Regions from separate parts of the Homo sapiens genome. Here region 1 is linked to region 2. Evidence: chromatin loops called from intact Hi-C (ENCODE). Cell type or tissue: Caco-2. All regions are shown on one strand. Links, peaks and the distances in the headings refer to the core of each region. The heading gives the core; the rest is flanking DNA. Region 1 overlaps KCNK10 (potassium two pore domain channel subfamily K member 10). Region 2 has its middle 5.4 kb from the start of SPATA7.

What was found. A loop is a pair of places that touch in the nucleus more often than their neighbours do. Peaks named below come from ENCODE experiments on the same cell type or tissue, not always from the same donor. Only the 100,000 strongest peaks of a DNase experiment are listed, where the experiment ranks them.
Region 1: a loop joins it to region 2, with 6 times the contacts of the local background. A loop is called at or near these places in 1 of 110 quality-filtered maps.

Annotation. Positions count from the first base shown.
Region 1 is chr14:88,267,801-88,273,181 of GRCh38, reverse strand. The region is part of intron 1 of KCNK10 (potassium two pore domain channel subfamily K member 10); the gene reads left to right. Among named protein-coding and RNA genes, the nearest start is that of KCNK10, 53 kb to the left of the region's middle. RefSeq lists a silencer at 2,103-2,397. In Caco-2, for the core only: no CTCF peak of the experiment used is centred there; a DNase peak (open chromatin) is centred at 2,211.
Region 2 is chr14:88,377,562-88,382,942 of GRCh38, reverse strand. No RefSeq gene overlaps it. Among named protein-coding and RNA genes, the nearest start is that of SPATA7, 5.4 kb to the left of the region's middle. In Caco-2, for the core only: a CTCF peak has its summit at 2,423; no DNase peak of the experiment used is centred there.

The DNA.
Region 1 (5,381 bases), core at 324-5,323, 110 kb after region 2:
CTCCCTTGAGCATCATCTTTTACTCTCTTCTCATTTTACATCTCCCTCTGGACCACTTCATCCAGTCCTGTGGCTTCAGTACCACTTACATACTCATCACTCTTAAATCTAGGGATTCAGCTAGATTATTCCCCTGAGTTCTGGTCCCTTATGCCTCATGTTAACTGGATAGCTCCACCTGGATGGGCTACAGGAGCTGCACACCTAACTCTCCTGCATTTTCTGTCTTGCAGAGCATGATACTGTTATAAGCTTATAAGAGTCATCCCAGACGCCTCCTTTCTTCCTTTGCATCCATCACTAGGACCCGCACATTTTACTTCCTTAACACGCCTTGTCTCTGACTCCTCCTCTGCTGCTGCCTGAGTTGAGGCCTCATAATACATTCCAGTAAACTCCTACCCACACCCCCCACAGACGATCTCTCACTTGCTGCATGTCTCTTACGCACTGCTGCCAGAGTCAGCTTGCTAAACCCAGGTCTGACCCCCTGGCTCTTCTCCCTGTGTTAGCCTTGATGGCTTCCCACGCTCATTAATAAGACCAACAAGAGCCACACTCTCTCCTCTGCTTGTCTTTGCAGCTTTATTTTGGTGTAGCCATCTTCACACCCTCTAGTCCTGACACGCAGACCTGAGGTAATTTCCCAAATGCCCCAGGCTGATTCATGGCTGAGTGTCTTTGTATCTGTTGCCCCCCCATTGCTGTTCCGCCTTCCTCTCCACCTCCTTCTGCCCTCTCGCAGACACCTAATGCCCTTTCCACACCAGTGGGCACCTTGTCTTTGCATTCTCGTCTCCTCTTCGGTGGCACTGACACTCTCTCTTCATGTCTTTCTGTCCCCCACACCTCTGTCAAACACAGCATCTGCACGCTTTGTTGCATTTGCTTGCATAGAACACGTAGTTTTCTTCACCTCCTAATAATGTGGACAGCTCACGTTGATTGAGGACTTGCTTTGAACAAGGCATTGAGCAACATGCCGTACATTTTATGTTAAATCTTCCCAATAGTGCTACTGCTTCTGTCCCTTTCCAGGGAGGAGGAAGGAGGCTTGGAGAAGGGACTGTCTTTTAGGAGCCCTGCCCAGTGTTTCCTGTGGAGGGTGGGGCCATCGTGGAAGACAGACCTATGGTAGGGGTAAGCTGGGTGGCTGTTGAAGTCCAACCTTCCCCCTGCTTCCTCTAACCCTGATAACCTTGTTCTCTGGGGCCTGTCTGCTAGTGGAGAGGCTTCTGACTTTTTTTTTTTTTTTGCCATACCTTTGGTTTATAAATACAAGAAGAGATTTGGGGAAAAATCAGGGGAAACTGTCGAGCTTACAAGTCCCGAGAAGGAAGTCACTGCTCCTTTAAGTCTCATGTGAACCCCTTGTTCTCTCCCCAGCTTGTGGGGTGAAAGAAAAGCCCTTTAGTCTTTTGGGTCCTCAAATCACAGTTTATGCAGTTTGGCCCCAGTCAGAGGGACCCCAGGAAGGCAGACTCAGGGTAAATTCTGCCTGTCTTCCACCAGAGAGGGGACTCACCAAGTGTGACTCATGCCATTCAATAGAATTTTTAAAATCTCACAAGTATTTTGTACCCCTGAGTAAAAGAGAGGCTTGTAGCTCTTCATGAAGGAACAAGAAAGGCCCGAACTGAGTGTTTGGAGCCCAGTGAAGTAAAATACTGCCCTGTCTCTTGTCTGTCCACTCTAGCGCTTGTACAAACCATGAAGAACTCTCTTTGGACTGTTTGCTTTTTGAGAATGTTAACACCTTGACTCTGGATTTCTGCCTATGGGAAAAAACCACAATAGTGCCAGGGGTGCTTCCATATGCAGGATTAACTCTGCAGTCAAAGTTTCTGTTGGGCAGGTGTGTGAACTTGATACCATAAATGCTGGCCCAAAGCAAATGGGAGAATGGATGAATGAACAAATTCAGGAATGAAACAAACTGTAACCAGGGGTCTCCTAGTTGTAGGTTCTCTGCTAAACTTCATATTGAGACACAAAGGAAGGGCATCTTATAATATAATGTTGGGGGATGAGCAGTCAGCTTGGAGGTGGGGACACGTAAGGTGGGTTTTGATGTTTGAGAAGGAATTGACCAAAAAAAGAGTCAAGAGGTGAGAAGAATCTGGGAAGCGAGACCTGTTTCTCTGGGACAGGTGTGAGCGGGTCTGGGTGCTGCTGGGTTTGGCTGGGGCAAAGGTTGCTTGTGGGGGCGTGGCAGTGGGTGAGGCCTGTGAGATAGGCAGGCGCCAGGTCCTGGAAGGGAGAGTCAGGGAGCAAGGCATGGAGCCTGCACTTTACTCTGAATGTTGGTGGCGCCTTCAGAGCATTGTTAGCAAGGGTCCATGTGATCACACTGACACCTGAGAGAGTGACACACCATGTACATGGCTGGTATATGGAGGATGGATTTAAGGGGGACAGGACTGAAGGCTGTCGCAGTGATTCAGGTGAGAGAAGATGGGGTTCTGGACTAAGGGGACAGGAAAGCACAGATGTGAGATGAGGTGGCAGGCAGTTCTAGCTCCCTCTTCCCCCCAGTCTGCCTTGTTTTCCTCTTCTCATGGCTCCATAGGGTCTCAGTCATTTCATCATAGCTTGATCTCTTCCATCTGGAAGTGCAGCCTGAAATTTTGAAGACAGCAGGGAGCAATGCTTCACCCAAAGGGAGAGCCTCGGGTGGCGTTTTGGGACCATGGCTTGCTCTCTTAGTGCATACAGACTTAGTGTTACTGCCATTCTTACTGGGATCAGCTTGATTGCCTTTAAGGTAGGGCTGTCCCATGGAAACAGGGAAAACATGATTTGGTTGTTTGGGTATCTGGAACCAGAGGCAGCACAGATACTGCTCTAAGAGCTGCTGGGACAACTGGAGGCCGGTGTGGGTGGAGCACCCGAGGTGGAATCCTGCGCTCCTCATCTTTCCTGCCCTCTTCCTAACACCCTCCCTCCCCAGCGGCCTGAAGTCTGCCTATGCCTATGCAGGCTGAGCTGTAACCTGGGACTCTTTGGAAGCTCTGAGCCATCAGTGCAGGTGGCCCCGGAATGATTCCAGACCTAGAGTAGGGGTGGGAGGTCGGCTGCGGGGAGGGGGGAGGTGAGAGGAGGCTGTCCTTTCCCTCTTGCCCGGGAGTCTGCAGTCACAGTTGCACTTTGCCTGGGTCAGTAGCAGAGTCACGCTGCTGTGTGACCGTGGCACTGAGGCAGCTGCATTTCAGGTTTCCAAGAGACTCTGAACCCTTGGAATGCCATTTGTTTCAGGTGACATGGAGGAATGGAGGCACTCGGGTTAAGTGTCTGAAGATGGATTCAAGGATGCCCCTGCTTGTTAGCTTGTCATAGGTTGCTCAGTGTCCCCTCTCTGGCCCGTAGTTTCCTCATCTATCAATGGGGGCAGATAATAATCATCACCTTACACAGAAGGTTTGGCGAAGATAAAAACAGGTTCACTGGCTGGGTGCAGTGGCTCATACTTGTAATCCCAGCACTTTAGGAGGTCGATGCTGGCAGGTCGCTTGAGGACAGGAGTTTGAGACCAGCCTGGACAATGTAGTGAGACCCCATCGCTACAAAATATTAAAAAATTAGTTGGGCATGGTGGCATATATCTGTGGTCCTAGCTACTGGGGAGGCTGGGGTGGGAGGATAGCTCAAGCCAGGAATTCGAGGTTACAGTGAGCTATAATTGTGCCACTGCACTTCAGCCTGAGTGACAGAGCAAGATCCTGTCTCAACCAAAACAAAGCAAAACAAAAACAGCTTCATGCACGTGTAAGATCTTTGTTAATTCTTCCATTAACTCTGAAGGCGGGATGCGTCTTATTAATTTATGTAGCTCCAGTGCCAAATGCAGTGCCAGGCAAACTCAGTTGTTTGTTGATTGAACGAATGAATGGATGGTGCAGTAATATCTGTGGGGCTTGAGAAAGCCTGAATAATGTCAACTTATTAAGAGCTTGTTCAACCATGAAAAAGCAGATTTCCACATGTACCCCTCCATATCACCCACATTTAGGTGAAAATGAAATATGTGCCGTATTCTTTTTTTTGAGACAGAATTTATCTCTTGTCACCCAGGCTGGAGTGCAATGGCACGATCTCGGCTCACTGCAACCTCCACCTACCTGGTTCAAGTGATTCTTCTGCCTCAGCCTCCCGAGTAGCTGGGACTACAGGTGCATGCCACCATACCCGGCTAATTTTTGTATTTTTAGTAGAGCTGGGGCTTCACCATGTTGGCCAGGTTGGTCTCGAACTCCCAGCCTCCCAAAGTGCTGGGATTACAGGTGTGAGCCACTGCGCCCAGCCATGCAGATATTCTTGAGGAAACATTTTAAAATGAAAACTAGCAGAAAGGATATTACCTTTCAACATTTCCTTTCTCATCAATTCTTGGCAGCACTTTTGCTGCCCAGTACTCTTCTGTTGGAGCTGTGAAGTGTGATAGGCCATTACTTTATAGATCCATTCATTATTGATACGTTTTGTAGGGAAGAACTCCACTGCTGTTTGGAAACTGAAGTAGTCAATCTCATAGACTGGAAAATATTTTTAATGCCTATTTGAAACAAATGTCGTTCCTATTTTTTGGGATAAAAGGGCCCTTTCCCCCTGGAATTGCTATGTTTCCTCTTTTCCTGTTCCTACACTCTGCAGAACTGACTTTGAAGTCAGATGATTCCCTTTTTAATCTGGCTTCTCTCTTTTGGGCCGCTTAACCTTGACTTAGCCATTGAACCTGTCTGGGTCTCAGTTTCTTTGTCTGTGAAGTGGGGCTGTGTTGGGCATGAGCATGCGCCTACAGGCCTCTAACTGGAGTGGGTGTTGGTGATCAGGGCCCTGGCTGCTGCCCTGATCTCCACAGCTGGGCTTGCACTGCGGGTACGTTGCTCCCGGGCTGCTCCCAGCCAGTGTCTGTGCGCAGCAAGGATACCACGGCAGGATTGTTTCTGGGAGACACAGGACTCCTCAGACAGCTAACTTCAGCTCAAGAACTCCTTGATGGGCTTGCTAAACTTCCTTAGGCTGGAAGATGCTTACCTCCTCCTTCCTTCTTTCCTTCCTTTTCCAGGGGTCAGACTTACATAGAGTCTAGTGGCTGTTCTAGCCTCCCCAACTCCCTATCATTTTCTCTCACACATGCGTTCCCCCTAATAAAATCCATGCACATTTAATCCCTTCTTGGCATCTGCTTCTGGGGGTCCTACCTGGACTCATGCAGTGTGATAATTCCTTGTAGTGAGGACCGAATGTAGTGATGTAAGCAGAGTGTTTGTCAGAGTGACAGCATGAGTAAGTGCCCAGTAGGCCATCAGGGCTCCTGTCACCTTCACCACCATCAGCACCACCATCCTCATCACCATCTGGCCAAGTTTGCTTCTTTGTTG
Region 2 (5,381 bases), core at 118-5,117:
TTCTTCACATGGCAGAGTAGGAGGGAGAGAGAGCGAAGAGGAAAGTGCTACACATGTTTTAACAAACATATCTCATGAGAACTCACTATCATGAGAACGACAAGGGGAAAATCCACCCCCATGATCCAATTACCTCTCACTAGGTACCTCCCCCAACATGGGGATTACAGTTCAACATGAAATTTGGAGGGGGACACAGAGCCAAATCATATCATGCAGAGAACAAAAACTCCTTCCTAGGTACTCATTATTGCCTGAAATCCATTTCTAAGATCATGAAGGCCTTTATTTCACTACTGGCAGCTAGCAAATACTTTGCATATAATAGGCCTCCAGTAAGCATTTGTTAAATTGAATTAGAAACAAGGAACCCAAGGCAAACACCCTTGGGATAAGCAACACAGTGACTTGACTCAGGGAAGGTGATACCAGCTCCTCTTAGAAAAGTAGACTTTAGGATGACAAGTAGATTTTGTTTTCAAGTAGAACGGGGGGGTGCGTGATCTGGAGAGGGCAGCAGAATGGGAGAAACTTCTGGAGACCATATTGTCTGGTACCCAACTTTGTCTGAAGCCATCTATTTCATTATTTCCCTTTCAATATTTTGTTCCAATTATTTCAAGAATGTGTGCATAATAGGGTCTATGTCTCTCAAATTTTAGCAATGAACATGTTATCCTAAGTGCAATTTAATTTGTCCTTTGCTTTGGCTCTATGTATGTAAACAAGAGAGAAGATTCTTTCTGGTTGCTATTCCCAGGAAATAATTCATGATCATGGGTGATGGATACAGCTGGTATGAGTTTATTATAGGGTGAGCTCCCAAGAAACACCCTTCTATTGGGAAAATCATCACCAGCTGCAATGGCCTTGGAGAGTAGGCATTCTGAAGACCTTTTGTTGAATATATATGTTTACACCTGAATTTCATGTTCTGAAATTATTCCAATGCTATAATCTTGTTATTGACATTTAGAAATCTGCATATGTGTTTTTGTTTGTTTATTTATTTATTTATTTTTGTAGAGACGAAATCTCGCTCCATCGCTCAGGCGGAGTGCGGTGGTGTGATCTTGACTCACTGCAACCTCCGCCTCCCGGATTCAAGCAATCCTCCTGCCTCAGCCTGCCGAGTAATTGGGACTACAGGTGCATGCCACCACACCCAGCTAATTTCTTTTGTATTTTAGTAGAGACGGGGTTTCGCTGTGTTGCTCAGGCTGGTCTTGAACTCCTGAGCTCAGGCAATCCACCCGCCTCAGCCTCCCAAAGTGCTGGATTACAGGCGTGAGCCACCATGCCTGGCTAATTTTTGTATTTTTAGTAGAGACAGGGTTTTGCCATGTTGGCCAGGCTGGTCTGAAACTCCAGGCCTAAAGTGATCCACCTGCCATAGCCTCCTAAAGTTCTGGGATTACAGGCATGAGCCACTGTGCCTGACCCATATGTGTGTTTTAGACGGAAATACTTTGTTTCCCTTAATGAATTGGCATGAACTAATCAATTACTGGGTTTCTTTTTTTGTATTAGCTTACAGGAACCTCAAAACTAAGATTTGTGCTCAGTTGAAATAAATATTCATAGCCTTTTAAAAATTTATCTCGTTAATTCCCTTTATTAGGAATATGACTTCTTCTTTTAATGGTTTAATTAGGCCTGTCTTATTGGATGAGCTCTAAGCCCTTTGGAAATGGGCTTTTATATATTTGAAATATACAATATATTTCAATTTTATATAAGTGAAATAAACTATATATTTTAATACCATAACCTATAGTTATGCAAATAATATATAGTTTATTGTTTATTCTGTTTTATTATATATTATTATTTTAAGCATTATGTTATTATTATATATTTAATCTATGTCTTTATGGATGACCCTTAGTTTCATAATTCAGAGGATTCCTGGAATTTATATTTGTGTGTTTAGAAAATGTTCCAGTAAATACAGTGAAAACAACAAGAAGCCAAAGTTCAAAACAACATTTTTCTATTTATTGAGTTATTGCGAACATATTTTAACCCTTAAAGTTCCTGAAAGACAAAAATGAAGGAAATTTAGGGAATCCTTAAAAATTATATGTATGAGGGCAGAGTAAAATTATAGAGTTAAATGTGCACTGTGCTGACCTCAGTCTCAAAACAAAATTGCTTAGGTTTCAGTGATTTAAGAATGCTTGAGAATTTGAGCTATTAACTATTTCTCAGTCATTCTCTAATTGAAATAATGTAGCAATTGATTCATCTAATAACTAAATGAGAAAATGGAACTTTAGAGCTTGGAGGTATTTAGAGCTTGGAGGTATGAAATAATGGATAATAATTTGCTGTTTGTCACTAGAGGGGGCTTTAGGAAAGTTTTAAGCTCCATCCCTGTGAGGAAAGCAGCCATGCTAAGGCAATATTACCTACAAATCTTATTCAAGCAATGTAACGTGCAACTGACAAACATTTTAAAAAGTGATTCCAGGGGAGGGGCGGAGTGAGATAGCCGAATAGAAGGCTCTGCCAATCATTCCTTCTCAGGAACACCTAGCTTGACAACTGTCTACACAAAGGGAGTAATCTTCATAGGAACCAAAAATCAAGGGAGCACTCTCAGTGCCTGGCTTTGATTTCACATGACTGAAAGAGGCACCAAAGAGGGTAGGAAAGACAGTCTTAAATTGCTGATGCCATCCCTGTCTCCTCCCCCATTCCCCAGCAGCAGCTCCCTGTTGGAGAGAATCTCTGTGCTTCAGAGAGGGGGAGCACAGCGGTCATGAGGCTTTGCATTAGACTCAGTGCTGCCCCATCACAGCAGAAAGCAAACTGAGCTGTACTCAGCTGATGCCTGCCCATGGAGGGGGCATTTGGACCGGCCCAAGGCAGAGGGTAATTGCCCATTCCAGCAATTGGAGCTTGAGTTCTGGCAAGGCTTGCCACTGTGGGCTGGAGGCACTGGGGCCCTAAGTGAACTTGAGGGGCAGTTTAGGCCACAAGAACTGCAATTCTTATGCAAGTCCTGGTATTGAGCTGGGCTCAAAGCCAGTAGATTGAGTTGGAGGGTGGGACGTGTGACCTATTAAGATACCAGCTGGGGAAGCTAAGAGTGCTTGCACCTCTCCCTCTTTGTCCCGCCTCACCAACCCCAGGCTACACAGCTGATGAAGAATGCATCAGAGTATCTTAATAGCAGAATTGATCGAGCAGAAGAAAGAATTAGAGAGCTTGAAGACAGGCTATTTGAAAATACACAGTCAGAAGAGACAAAAGAAAAAAGAATAAAAAAACAATGAAACATGCTTACAAGATCTAGAAAATAGCCTCAAAAGGGAAAATCTAAGAGTTATTGGCCTTAAAGTTGAGGTAGAAAAAGAGATAGGGATAGAAAGTTTATTTGAATAAATAATAAAAGAGAACTTTTGAAACTTAGAGAAAGATGTCACTATCCAAGTACAAGAAGGCTACAGAACACCAAGCAGATTTAATCCAAAGAAAGCTACATCAAGGCATATAATAATCAAACCCCCAAAGGTCAAGGATAAAGAAAGAATCCTAAAAGCAGCACGAAAAAGAAACAAGTAACATACACTAGAGCTCCAATACATCTGGCAGCAGACTTTTCAGTGGAAACCTTACAGGCCAGGAGAGAGTGGCATGACATATTTAAAGTGCTGAAGACAAAAGACTTTTACCCGAGAATAGTATATCCAGTGAAAATATTCTTCAGACATGAAGGAGAAATAAAGACCTTGCCAGATAAACAAAAGCTGAGGGATTTCATCAACACAAGACTTGTCTTACAAGTACTCCCCTAAAGAGAGCACCTCAATCAGGAAGAAATGGGCATTAATGAGCAATAAGAAATCATCCGAAGGGACAAAACTCACTGGTAGTAGTCAATATACAGGAAAACACAGAAAATTATGACACTGTAACTGTAGAGTGGAAAGTACCCTTAAGTAGAAAGACTAAAAGATGAAATCAAAAATAATAATTACAACTTTTCAAGACATAGACTGTACAATAAGATATAAATAGATACAACAGAAAGTTAAAAAGCTGGGGGATGAAGTTAAAGTGTAGAATTTTTATTGGTTTTTTTTTGCTTGTTAGTTTATGCAAGCAGTGTTATTAGCTTAAAATAATTAATGATAATAAATACAAGATAATATTTGCAAGCCTCATGGTAACCTCAAATCAAAAAACATACAACAGATACACAAAAAATAGAAAGCAAGAAATTAAATACTACCACCAGAGAAAATAAATTACCTTCACTAAAAGGGAGACAGGAAGGAAGGAAAGAAGGGAGCAAAGACCACAGAACAATCAGAAAATAAATAGCAAAATGAGAGGAGTAACTCCTTACTTGTCAATAATAACATTGAATGTAAAAGGTCTAAACTTTCCAATCAAAAAACATAGACTGGCTGAATGGATAAAAAAAAAAATAAGACCCAATTATCTGTGGCTGCAAGAAACACACTTCACCTATAATGACACACAAAAACTAAAAATAAAGTGATGGAAAAAGATTCTCCATGTCAATGGAAACCAAAAAAGAGCAGAAGTAGCTATACTTATATCAGACAAAATAGATTTTAAGACAAAAACTTAAGAAGAGACAAAGAAGGCCATTATATAATAATAAAGGGGTCAATTCAGCGAGACGATGTAACAGTTGTAAACATATATGCCCCCAACACTGTAGTGCCCAGATATATAAAGCAAATATTACTAGTATTAAAGAGATAGATAGCCTCCAATACAATAGTAGCTGGAGACTTCAACACCTCACTTTCAGCACTAGACAGATCTTCCAGACAAAAAAAAAAAAAAAATCAAAAACATATTTAATCTGTGCTATAGACCAAATGGGCCTAACAGATATGTACAGAACATGTTATCCAATGGCTGTAGAACACAGATTTTTTTTTCTTCATCACATGGATCACTCTGAAGGACAGACCATATATTAGGTCACAAAACAAGTCTTAAAACATTTGAAAAGTTGAAATGATATCTTCTGTGGCCACAATGAAATAAAACTAGAAATCAATAACAAGAGGAATTTTGGAAACCATATAAATACATGAAAATTAAATAATATGCTTTTGAATGACCAGTGGGTCAAAAAAGAGATTAAGAAGGAAATTGAAAAATTTCTTAAAACAAATGATAATAGTCCACAATATGCTAAAACCTACAAGACACAATGAAAGTGCTACTAACAGGGATGTTTATAGTTATAAGCACCTACATCAAAAAAGAGGAAAAACTTCAAATAACCTAATAATGCATCTTAAATAGAAATGCAAGAGCAAATCTAACCCAAAAGTAGTAGAAGAGAAGAAACAATACAAATCAGAACAGAAATAAATGAAATGGAAATT